2 separate regions of the Homo sapiens genome follow, and region 2 is linked to region 1. The links are chromatin contacts, found by Hi-C or POLR2A ChIA-PET in ENCODE. All regions are on one chromosome and are shown on one strand. The core of a region is the stretch at or near the end of the contact, and the rest is flanking DNA. Distances in the headings are between cores, read along the strand shown.

Region 1 (4,774 bases), core at 1,115-3,614:
TACTTACCAGCAAGGTGTCCAGTGCATCAATTAGAGTCAGAGAAAAACTGCAAAAGGACAGAAATCCCAGCCGCTTAGTAAGAAAATCAAATACCAGATATTATGGCTGCCCTAGATCTGATCCCCCTAAAACTAAATGAGGCAAAGTAATGCCTCTGCCTGTCCCACTTACAGTCACAACAGAGAAACCACAGTGAAAATCGCAGGTATTCTCTGACCCACTTAATGCACCTGGGAGGGTTGGCTGATGTAGCTCAATTGTAATTAAATACATCACCTATAGTCTGGCATTCTCCTCTACCATTGGGAGGCAGTATAAGATTGCAGCTTAAAGCACAGGCCTTTCACCAATTTTCACCTCTAGGAATTTAATTCACAGTGAACAGCTGTTTGAGAGTGTTCATGGCAGTATTGCTTAGAACAGCAAGAGGCTGGAAAGAACCCAACTGTCCACCCATTAATGGGTGATTAAACTGTGTTATAAACAGTGCAAAACTATGAGTTATCAAAAAGATTGTTATCAAGACTTCTATGTGCTGATGGAAAGACATTCGAATTGTTTTTAATGAAAAAGTCAGGGTGGTTTAGTATGTTTCCATCTGTTTCAAAAAGACATGCTGACAGAAAGCAGACAGCAATTGTTAGGGTCAGTGGTGGTGCAGGGATGAACTATAAAGGGCCACAAGGGAACTTTTTAAAGTGACAGAAGTGTTTCATATCTTGACTGTGATGGTGGTCACTTCAAACGAGTGTAGGCTGGGCACAGTGGCTCATGCCTGTAATCCGCCAGCACTTTGGGAGGCCTAGGTGGGTGGATCACCTGAGGTCAGGAGTTCAAGACCAGCCTGGCCAAATGACAAAACCCCGTCTCCACAAAAAAATTAGCCGGGTGTGGTGGTGGGCTCCTGTAATCCCAACTACTTGGGAGGCTGAGGCAGGAGAATCGCTTGAAGCCAGGAGGCGGAGTTTGAAGTGAGCCAAGATCACGCCATTGCACTCCAGCCTGGGTAACAAGAGCGAAACTCCATCTCAAAAAAAAAAAAAAAAAAAAAAGAGTGTATTTTATTATATGTAAATTATGCCTTTAAGAAGTTCATTTTAAAAAGATACACATACACACATCTATATATATAATGGTATAAACCAAGAATATTTCTGGACAGATACAAAGGAAAGTTAATAGTTGGAATTCTAGGGTATGGGAGATATTTATTGTATATAATCTTTTACCACTTGAATTTGCCATTTGTATTTACTTTGTTTCAACTTAAAAAAATAAAAACCATCACAAGTTTTGAGTTTAATTTCTCCCGACCTTAGCACATTCGTGTGTAAAACAGGGATAATGGCACCTAACTCGTAGGGGTATTAAGATACTGAGCTGAGATCTGAATGACAAGCAGCAGCCAGTGATGGGAGGAAAATGGGGAGTGTATTTCAGGCACGGGGCACACCAACTACAAAGACTTAAGTTTTAGGAGTGTCACACTCCTTCCTGGATCTGAATGCCCACCTACATAATGAAAGGGGTGGGTTTTCTAATTCTTGGAGCCCTTCCACGGTATCTCGTTACTCCAGAAATTGCCTATGTCCCCACAGCTGATGCCTGTTACTGCTGGGGCTGAGCTCAGCGATCCAGCCCACCCGGCTAATCCAGGACTTTTTTTTTCACTGCGAGAGGCTAAGTGGATCCTGGAGGTGATAGTAAGAATTGCGGGGAGCGCGGCTCTAGCTCAGCTGGGAGCTTTCTGGTGCCGGTGAGGAGACCATGAAGCCACCAGCCCCAGCTGACCCGCCCGCCGAGGCCCAGAGAGTCAGACCCTGGCCGCCCCTTGCCCCTCCGCTCGCACTACCTGCCCCAGGTGTCGTGCCCGTCACAGGTGAGAGGTCGCAGCTCATCGAAGGGAAAGGCATTCTCCAGGTAGCTGTCGTAGGCGTGGTAGAACATGGCCTTGACTCGCTCCCTGGGTGGGGGACGAGAAATCAGGCATGGGGCAAGAACACAAAAACAAGCGGGGGAAGAACAAGATACAGGGCGGAAAGTGGGAATCACTAGCTGATTTCTCCCTGGGACCTAGCGGCTGTGTCGGAGCAAGTCGGGGTCTGGGATGGACGGAAAGGGAAAGGACCGGGTTCACGCTTCCCATTCCCCAACTGCGAAAGGGCGGGTCACAGTTCACCTGTAGTGGGCGGGATCTGGCGCGGAGCCGTCGGGACCTGGCGCACCATGGTGCTGAGGCAGCAGCGCGCACAGGAGGCCGAGCGGGATGAGCAGCCGGAAAGGCATAGAGCTCGTGTCCTCTCAGCGCCCCCGCAGCAGCAGCAGCCACTGCAACCAGTTCATCCTGGGAGCTGCTGCGGGTTCTTCCGGGAATCCGCGCCACTGCGCCTGCGCGCTGAGAAATCAGCCTCTCACTTCCGGACTACAAGCCCCTGAATGCAATGGGCAGCGAAACGCGGCCGAAGAGCAACTTCGGATGTACGGTTTCGGCAACACTGATCAACGTGTCTTAAAGTCAGTGGCTGTTGTTACTACTGTTATTAATTAATGTTTTAATAATAACAGCTAGCATGTATTGAGCACTTATTGTGTACTAGTACTGTACGGAGCATTTAAAATGCATTCTCTCATTCATTTTTTTCAACAACCTTATTAAGTATGAAGGCAGGGTAAGCATGAGAAATGTTCAGCCTTTACCATTATTACCTAGCAGGACAAGCCGCAGACAAAACTCCTCAGACACCGGGTTAAAGAAGGAAGGAGCTTTATTCGGCCGGGAGCGTCAGCTGACTCACTTCTCAAAAACGGAGCTCCCCGAGTGAGCAATTCCTGTCCCTTTTAAGAGCTTACAACTCTAAGGGGGTCCGCGTGAGAGGGTCGTGATTGATTGAGCAAGCAGGGGGTACGTGACTGATTACCGGTGCACCGGTAATCAGAACGGAACAGAACAGGACAGGGATTTTCACAATGCTTTTCCATACAATGTCTGGAATCTATAGATAATATAACCGGTTAGGTCAGGAGGGGTCGATCTTTAATTACCAGGCCTGGAATGCATCGCCGGGCTGTCTGACTACTGATTTCACTTCTGTCTTTCTTTTAACTCCTACATTTTCTTTGAGGCAGAAATTGGGCATAAGACAATATGAGGGGTGGTCTGCTCCCTTATTTAGGGATATTGAGTTTCCCAAACCAGTTACTTGTTGATTGTATAAGACACAACTCACATTTATTTGTCCAAAACTTCCACTCTTTTTTTTTTAAAACCTCTTGCATTTTCCGATGCTGTCACTCTTGAGGTTTCCTGAAATCCCGTCAGTTCTAGGAATTCATGACACTTCTCTCCTCCCAATTTGGGATGTGGTTACACAATCATGGTCCCTTCAGTCTCCATCTCAAACCGGAAGCTTTACCCCTGTCAGCCCTGTAGAATGTCTTGGGTAAGAATGAATACCCTGGTTGGGCGCGGTGGCTCACGCCTGTAATCCCAACACTTTGGGAGGTTGAGGTGCGTGGATCACCTGAGGTTAAGAGATAGAGACCAACCTGGCCAACATGGTGAAACCCCGTCTTTACTAAAAATACAAAAATTAGCCAGGGGTGGTGGCGGGTGCCTGTAAATCCCGGCTACTCGGAAGGCTGAGGCCGGAGAATCGCTTGAAACCGGAAGGCGGAGGTTGCAGTGAGCGAGGATCGCGCCACTCCACTCCAGCCTGGGCAAAACAGCAAAACTCCATATCAAAAAAAAAAAAAAAAAAAAAAAAAAAAAGACAAATGACTACCCTGGGGCACTATAGCTTTCAGGAGGTTTGTGATCCATTTCTCCATTCCCCTTATTCCCAAGTTTCTAAAATTTGGTCAGCACCTTAGACCACAGCAACACCCATGACTTTGGTCAGTGTGACATGCGGTAGAACCAACACTGGATTTGAAGTCAGATCTAGGATCCAGTTAATTACAACTCTGTCACTCATCTATAACCTGTGTATGTGACCCTCTCCTTCTCTGGGGCTAGCATCCTTGTCTATAAATAATGAGGAGTTTGAACAAATGGATCTTTAAGATCCTTTTCGGTCGAGCTTTCTATGATTCTAGGATTGGCTATCTCTTATTTGCTGAAAAAGTCAGATGGAAGTGATAGCTCAGTTTGTTGAGCCAGAGTGCAGCCAGGCCTCCCAAAGTGCTGGGATTACAGGCATAAGCCACTGTACCCAGCCTGGGATGTTTTTAGAAACTCTTCTTGGCCGGGTGCAGTGGCTCACGCCTGTAATCCCAGCACTTTGGGAGGCCAAGGCGGGCGGATCACGAGGTCAGGAGTTCAAGACCAACCTGGCCAATATGGTGAAACCCTGTCTCTACTAAAAATACAAAAATTGGCCGGGAGTGGTGGCAGACGCCTGTAGTCCCAGCTACTCAGGAGGCTGAGGCAGGAGAATCGCTTGAACCCGGGAGGTGGAGGTTGTAGTGAGCCAAGATCAAGATCAGGCCACTGCACTCCAGCCTGGGAGACAGAGCGATACTCTGTCTCAAAAAAAAAAAAAAAAAAGAAACTCTTCTTGGGGCTTCCAAATGGAAGGGAAAGGAGATGACAGTAAGCTGAGACCTGGATAACAACACAGGAGCACTGTATTCGTTTCCTGTGATTCCTGCAACAAATTACCACAAACCAAGTGGCTTAAAGCAACAGAAATTTATTCTCTCGCAGTTTGGGAGGTCAGGAGCCTGAAATCAATTTCACTGGGCTAAAATTAAGTTATTGACAGGGCCACACCC
Region 2 (4,765 bases), core at 256-2,755, 77 kb before region 1:
GCCACCGTGCCCATCTAATTTTGGTATTTTTAGTAGAGACAGGGTTTCACCATCTTGGACAGGTTGGTCTCGAACTCCTGACCTCACGATCCACCTGCCTTGGCCTCCCAAAGTGCTGGGATTACAGGCGTGAGCCACTGCGCCCGGCCTAAAATTGTTTTAATTAAAAAAAAAAAAAGAAGAAGAAAGAAGGTACAGAATAGTGTAGCCGTGTATATGGTATATCACTCTATGTGCGGAGAAAATAAACTAAGGTGGAGGTGGTGGGGAATATTTACACACACACACACACACACACACACACACACAAAAAAAACAAAACATCTTAAGCAGGACACACAAGAAACTAGTAATCACAACTGGTTCTGAGGAGGGGACACTGGGAAATTTAGAGATGTACTTTTCACTTAGTATTTTTTTAAAAAGGTATACACCAATTTAAATAAATGAATTCTTCTGAAGTAAAAACTATGCTGCTTCAACATGTAAATGCCGCTAAGCTTCTAAAAGTTAAAATCTGAAATGTTATAAATTCTGAAATCTTTCCTATCTCCCATTTCAAAAGTTAAATTCCCAAACCATTAAGCAGTAGTAACAGCAGTAGTAATAATAAATAGCTACTTACATCAACACCTCCAAACAAGTCAAAAATGTAAGTATTTGGATAAGTGGTTTCTTGGGTAAGTTTCCTCTCTTCAGTAACAAATGCCATAGCCTCCATGGAGAGAAGAGGAGAAATTTCCTAGTTTTTTTAAAAAAAAGTACATACATTGTTTTAGTAACCAACACAGACCAGACACTAAAGCATCAGTTTGAGCTTTAGTCCCAACTGGAGTTCCCATGAACACAAAGACAGTCCCCAATGAACCACACTTCCTAGTATTCAGGCCCCTGTAAAGCCCCTTCTCACACTAAATCTGGGCTGGTATGACACACCTCAACTAACAGCATGTGGTAGAAGTGACACTAGGCCACTTCCAGCACAAGCCTTAAGAAAGCCAGGCTCACACCTGTAATCCCAGCACTTTGGGAGGCTAAGGTGGGCGGATTACTTGAGGCCAGGAGTTTGAGACCAGCCTGGCCAACATGGCAAAACCCCATCTCTACTAAAAGTACAAAAATTAGCCGGATGTGGTGCTACACACCTGTAATCCCAGCTACTCAGGAATTTGAAGTACAAGAAGCACTTGAGCCACGGAGGCAGACGTTGCAGTGAGCCAACATAGAGCCACTGCACTCCAGCCTCGGCAACAGAGGGAGACTCTGTCATTAAAAAAAAATAAAAAGCCTGACAGACTTCGCTCTTGCCATCCTGGAACCCAAACATCATGCTGTGAGAACACAGCCAATGGGGAGGCCATAAGGAGAAGAAATGAGGCCAAGAGCAACATCCTTAGTTGATCTCCAGCTGACAGCCAGCACCAACCTGCCAGGGATGTGAGAGAGACCATTTTGGACATTCCAGATATCTCAGTACCACCCTACCCAACAGCACATGAAGCAGAGGAGCCACTCAGTCAACCAAGAATTGTTGACAGATAAATGATTCTTGTTACTTCCGGCTGCTAGGTTTCGGGGTGACTAGTTCTGTAGCAATAACCAAGTCACTGCTCAAATATAATCTCCTGCAGGAAGTCTTCTTGATTTCCCCCAACCAGAAGCATGCTCTTCAGACCCCCAAAACAATCTACAACTCATTTGTAACATTTAGCACTTTTACTTTGCACCTATTTACAAACCATTTCTTTTTTTTTTTTTGAGAGGGAGTCTCGCTCTGCCACCCAGGCTGGAGTGCAGTGGCGCGATCTCGGCTCACTGCAAGCTCTGCCTCCCGGGTTCACGCCATTCTCCTGCCTCAGCCTCCCGAGTAGCTGGGACTACAGGCGCCCGCCACTGCGCCCGGCTAATTTTTTGTATTTTCAGTAGAGACGGGGTTTCACCGTGGTCTCCATCTCCTAACCTTGTGATCCACCCGCCTCGGCCTCCCAGAGTGCTGGGATTACAGGCGTGAGTCACTGCGCCCGGCCAAACCTATGTTATTTCTTCCCTAGACTAAACGTTCCTTGAGGACAACACAAACAGATCCCACTTTGTATTCCCCACAGATTCCAAGACAGAGTATTTGATACAGCACACATAGGGTAGTAGTTCTCAAACTGACGGCCACAGAATCCTTTGTTCATATGGAACAAAGCTAAGAGGAAAAAAAATCTTACAAGAAAACCTAAAACATAGTAAGTTTCAAATAAGTACTTACTTAATGAATAAAGAAATGATGATCACATAGCAAAGATATACAAATATTAATTTCCCTCCCCTTTAACTTCACCTCAATCTCCTGAGATTTTGCAAGAAGCAAATAATGTGCAACTCTTTGAAAAGCATTTTTAAACAAGTTTAAGAAGCTATAATTATTTCTATCAGACTGTGAGATTCAAAATATGAAAATGTCTCTTCTTAAACGTAAAGACTAAGTTTAATTAGTTTCTATTACATTTTAAAATAACTTACTATGTGATATAATAATCAAAACTTCACCTCTGAAGAACACTGTCATTCAGTTTCATTACGTTCAATATAACTTACATGGTTTTTATTTATTTATTTTTGCTGTTTTTTATTTTATTATACTTTAAGTTCTAGGGTACTTGTGCACAACATGCAGGTTTGTTACATATGTATACATGTGCCATGTTGGTGCGCTGTACCCATTAACTCGTCATTTATATTAGGTATATCTCCTAATGCTATCCCTCCCCCCTCCCCCCACCCCATGCCAGGCCCTGGTGTGTGACGTTCCCCACCCTGTGTCCAAGTGTTCTCATTGCTCAATTCCCACCTATGAGTGAGAACACACGGTGTTTGGTTTTCTGTCCTTAACGATAGTTTGCTCAGAATGATGGTTTCCAGATTCATCCATGTCCCTACAAAGGACATGAACTCATCATTTTTTATGGCTGCATAGTACTCCATGGTGTATATGTGCCACATTTTCTTAATCCAGCCTACCATTAAATGGACATTTGGGTTGGTTCCAAGTCTTTTGCTATTGTGAATAGTGCTGCAATAAATATACACGTGCATGTGTCTTTATAGCAGCATGATTTATAATCCTTTGGGTAAATACCCAGTAATGGGATGGCTGGGTCAAATGGTATTTCTAGTTCTAGATCCTTGAGGAATCGCCACACTGTCTTCCACAATGGTTGAACTAGTTTACAGTCCCACCAACAGTTTAAAAGTGTTCCTATTTCTCCACATCCTCTCCAGCACCTGTTGTTTCCTGACTTTTTAATAATCGCCATTCTAACTAGTGTGAGATGGTATCTCATTGTGGTTTTGATTTGCATTTCTCTGATGGCCAGTGATGATGAGCATTTTTTCCTGTGTCTGTTGGCTGCATAAACGTCTTCTTTTGAAAAGTGTCTGTTCATATCCTTCGCCCAGTTTTTGATGGGGCTGTTTGCTTTTTTCTTGTAAATTTAAGTTCTTTGTAGATTCTGGATATTAGCCCTTTGTCAGATGGGTAGATTGCAAAAATTTTCTCCCATTCCGTAGGTTGCCTGTTCACTCTGATGGTAGTTTCTTTTGCTATGCAGAAGCTCTTTAGTTTAATTAGATCCCATTTGCCAATTCTGGCTTTTGTTGCCATTGCTTTTGGTGTTTTAGTCATGAAGTCCTTGCCCGTGCCTATGGCCTGAATAGTATTGCCTAGATTTTCTTCTAGGGTTTTTATGGTTTTAGGTCTAACATTTAAGTCTTTAATCAATCTTGAATTAATTTTTGTATAAAGTGTAAGGAAAGGATCCAGTTTCAGCTTTCTACATGTGGCTAGCCAGTTTTCCCAGCACTATTTATTAAATAGGGAATCCTTTCCCCATTTCTTGCTTTTGTCAGGTTTGTCAAAGATCGGACAGTTGTAGATATGCGGCATTATTTCTGAGGGCTCTGTTCTGTTCCACTGGTCTATATCTCTGTTTTGGTAATAGTACCATGCTGTTTTGGTTACAGTAGCCTTGTAGTATAGTTTGAAGTCAGGTAGCGTGATGCCTCCAGCTTTGGTTCTTTTGGCTTAGGATTGTCTTGGCAATGTGGGCTCTTTTTTGGTTCCATATGAACTTTAAAGTAGTTTTTTCCAATTCTGTGAAGAAAGTAATTGGTAGCTTGATGGGGATGGCATTGAATCTATCAATTACCTCGGGCAATATGGCCATTTTCACAATATTGATTCTTCCTATTCATGAGCATGGGATGTTCTTCCATTTGTTTGTGTCCTCTTTTATTTCATTGAGCAGTGGTTTGTAGTTCTTCTTGAAGAGGTCCTTCACATCCCTTGTGAGTTGGATTCCTAAGTATTTTAGTCTCTTTGTAGCAATTGTGAATGGGAGTTCACTCATGATTTGGCTGTCTGTTATTGGTGTATAGGAATGCTTGCGACTTTTGCACATTGATTTTGTATCCTGAGACTTTGCTGAAGCTGCTCATCAGTTTAAGAGGATTTTGGGCTGAGACAATGGGGTTTTCTAAATATACAATCATGTCATCTGCAAACAGGGACAATTTGACTTCCTCTTTTCCTAATTGAATACCCTTTATTTCTTTCTCCTGCCTGACTTCCCTGGCCAAAACTTCCGACACTATGTTGAATAGGAGTGTGCTGAGAGAGGGCACCCCTGTCTTGTGCCAGTTTTCAAAGGGAATGCTTCCAGTTTTTGCCCATTCAGTATGATATTGGCTGTGGGTCTGTCATAAATAGCTCCTATTA

Evidence for each region. Hi-C counts contacts between places; a loop is a spot of excess contacts on that map. ChIA-PET counts read pairs that join two places held with the same protein, here RNA polymerase II (POLR2A). Pooled maps may share reads with other maps.
Region 2: a loop to region 1 is called in a pooled map, with 4 times the contacts of the local background. The contact joins the enhancer-like site here to the promoter of EDEM2 in region 1. A Hi-C loop is called at or near these places in 2 of 50 pooled maps. POLR2A ChIA-PET finds 5 or more read pairs at or near these places in 6 of 52 experiments (HEK293, HEK293T, T-cell and 3 more).

What each region holds. Positions count from the first base shown.
Region 1 is chr20:35,144,972-35,149,745 of GRCh38, forward strand. EDEM2 (ER degradation enhancing alpha-mannosidase like protein 2) reads right to left here and starts at 2,365. Exons shown (of 11, transcript NM_018217.3): 1 at 2,181-2,365; 2 at 1,854-1,964; 3 at 8-47. The coding sequence starts at 2,287. It overlaps MMP24-AS1-EDEM2 (MMP24-AS1-EDEM2 readthrough), which reads right to left. Exons shown (of 15, transcript NM_001355008.2): 6 at 1,854-1,964; 7 at 8-47. The coding sequence starts at 1,948. RefSeq lists enhancers at 1,547-2,150, 2,399-2,528.
Region 2 is chr20:35,068,671-35,073,435 of GRCh38, forward strand. TRPC4AP (transient receptor potential cation channel subfamily C member 4 associated protein) reads right to left here. Exons shown (of 19, transcript NM_015638.3): 3 at 626-742. Among named protein-coding and RNA genes, the nearest start is that of TRPC4AP, 22 kb to the right of the region's middle. RefSeq lists an enhancer at 1,668-1,837. Within about 2 kb of position 1,506, at least 3 of the 41 ENCODE cell types and tissues checked have a DNase peak (open chromatin) inside an H3K27ac peak, as active enhancers do.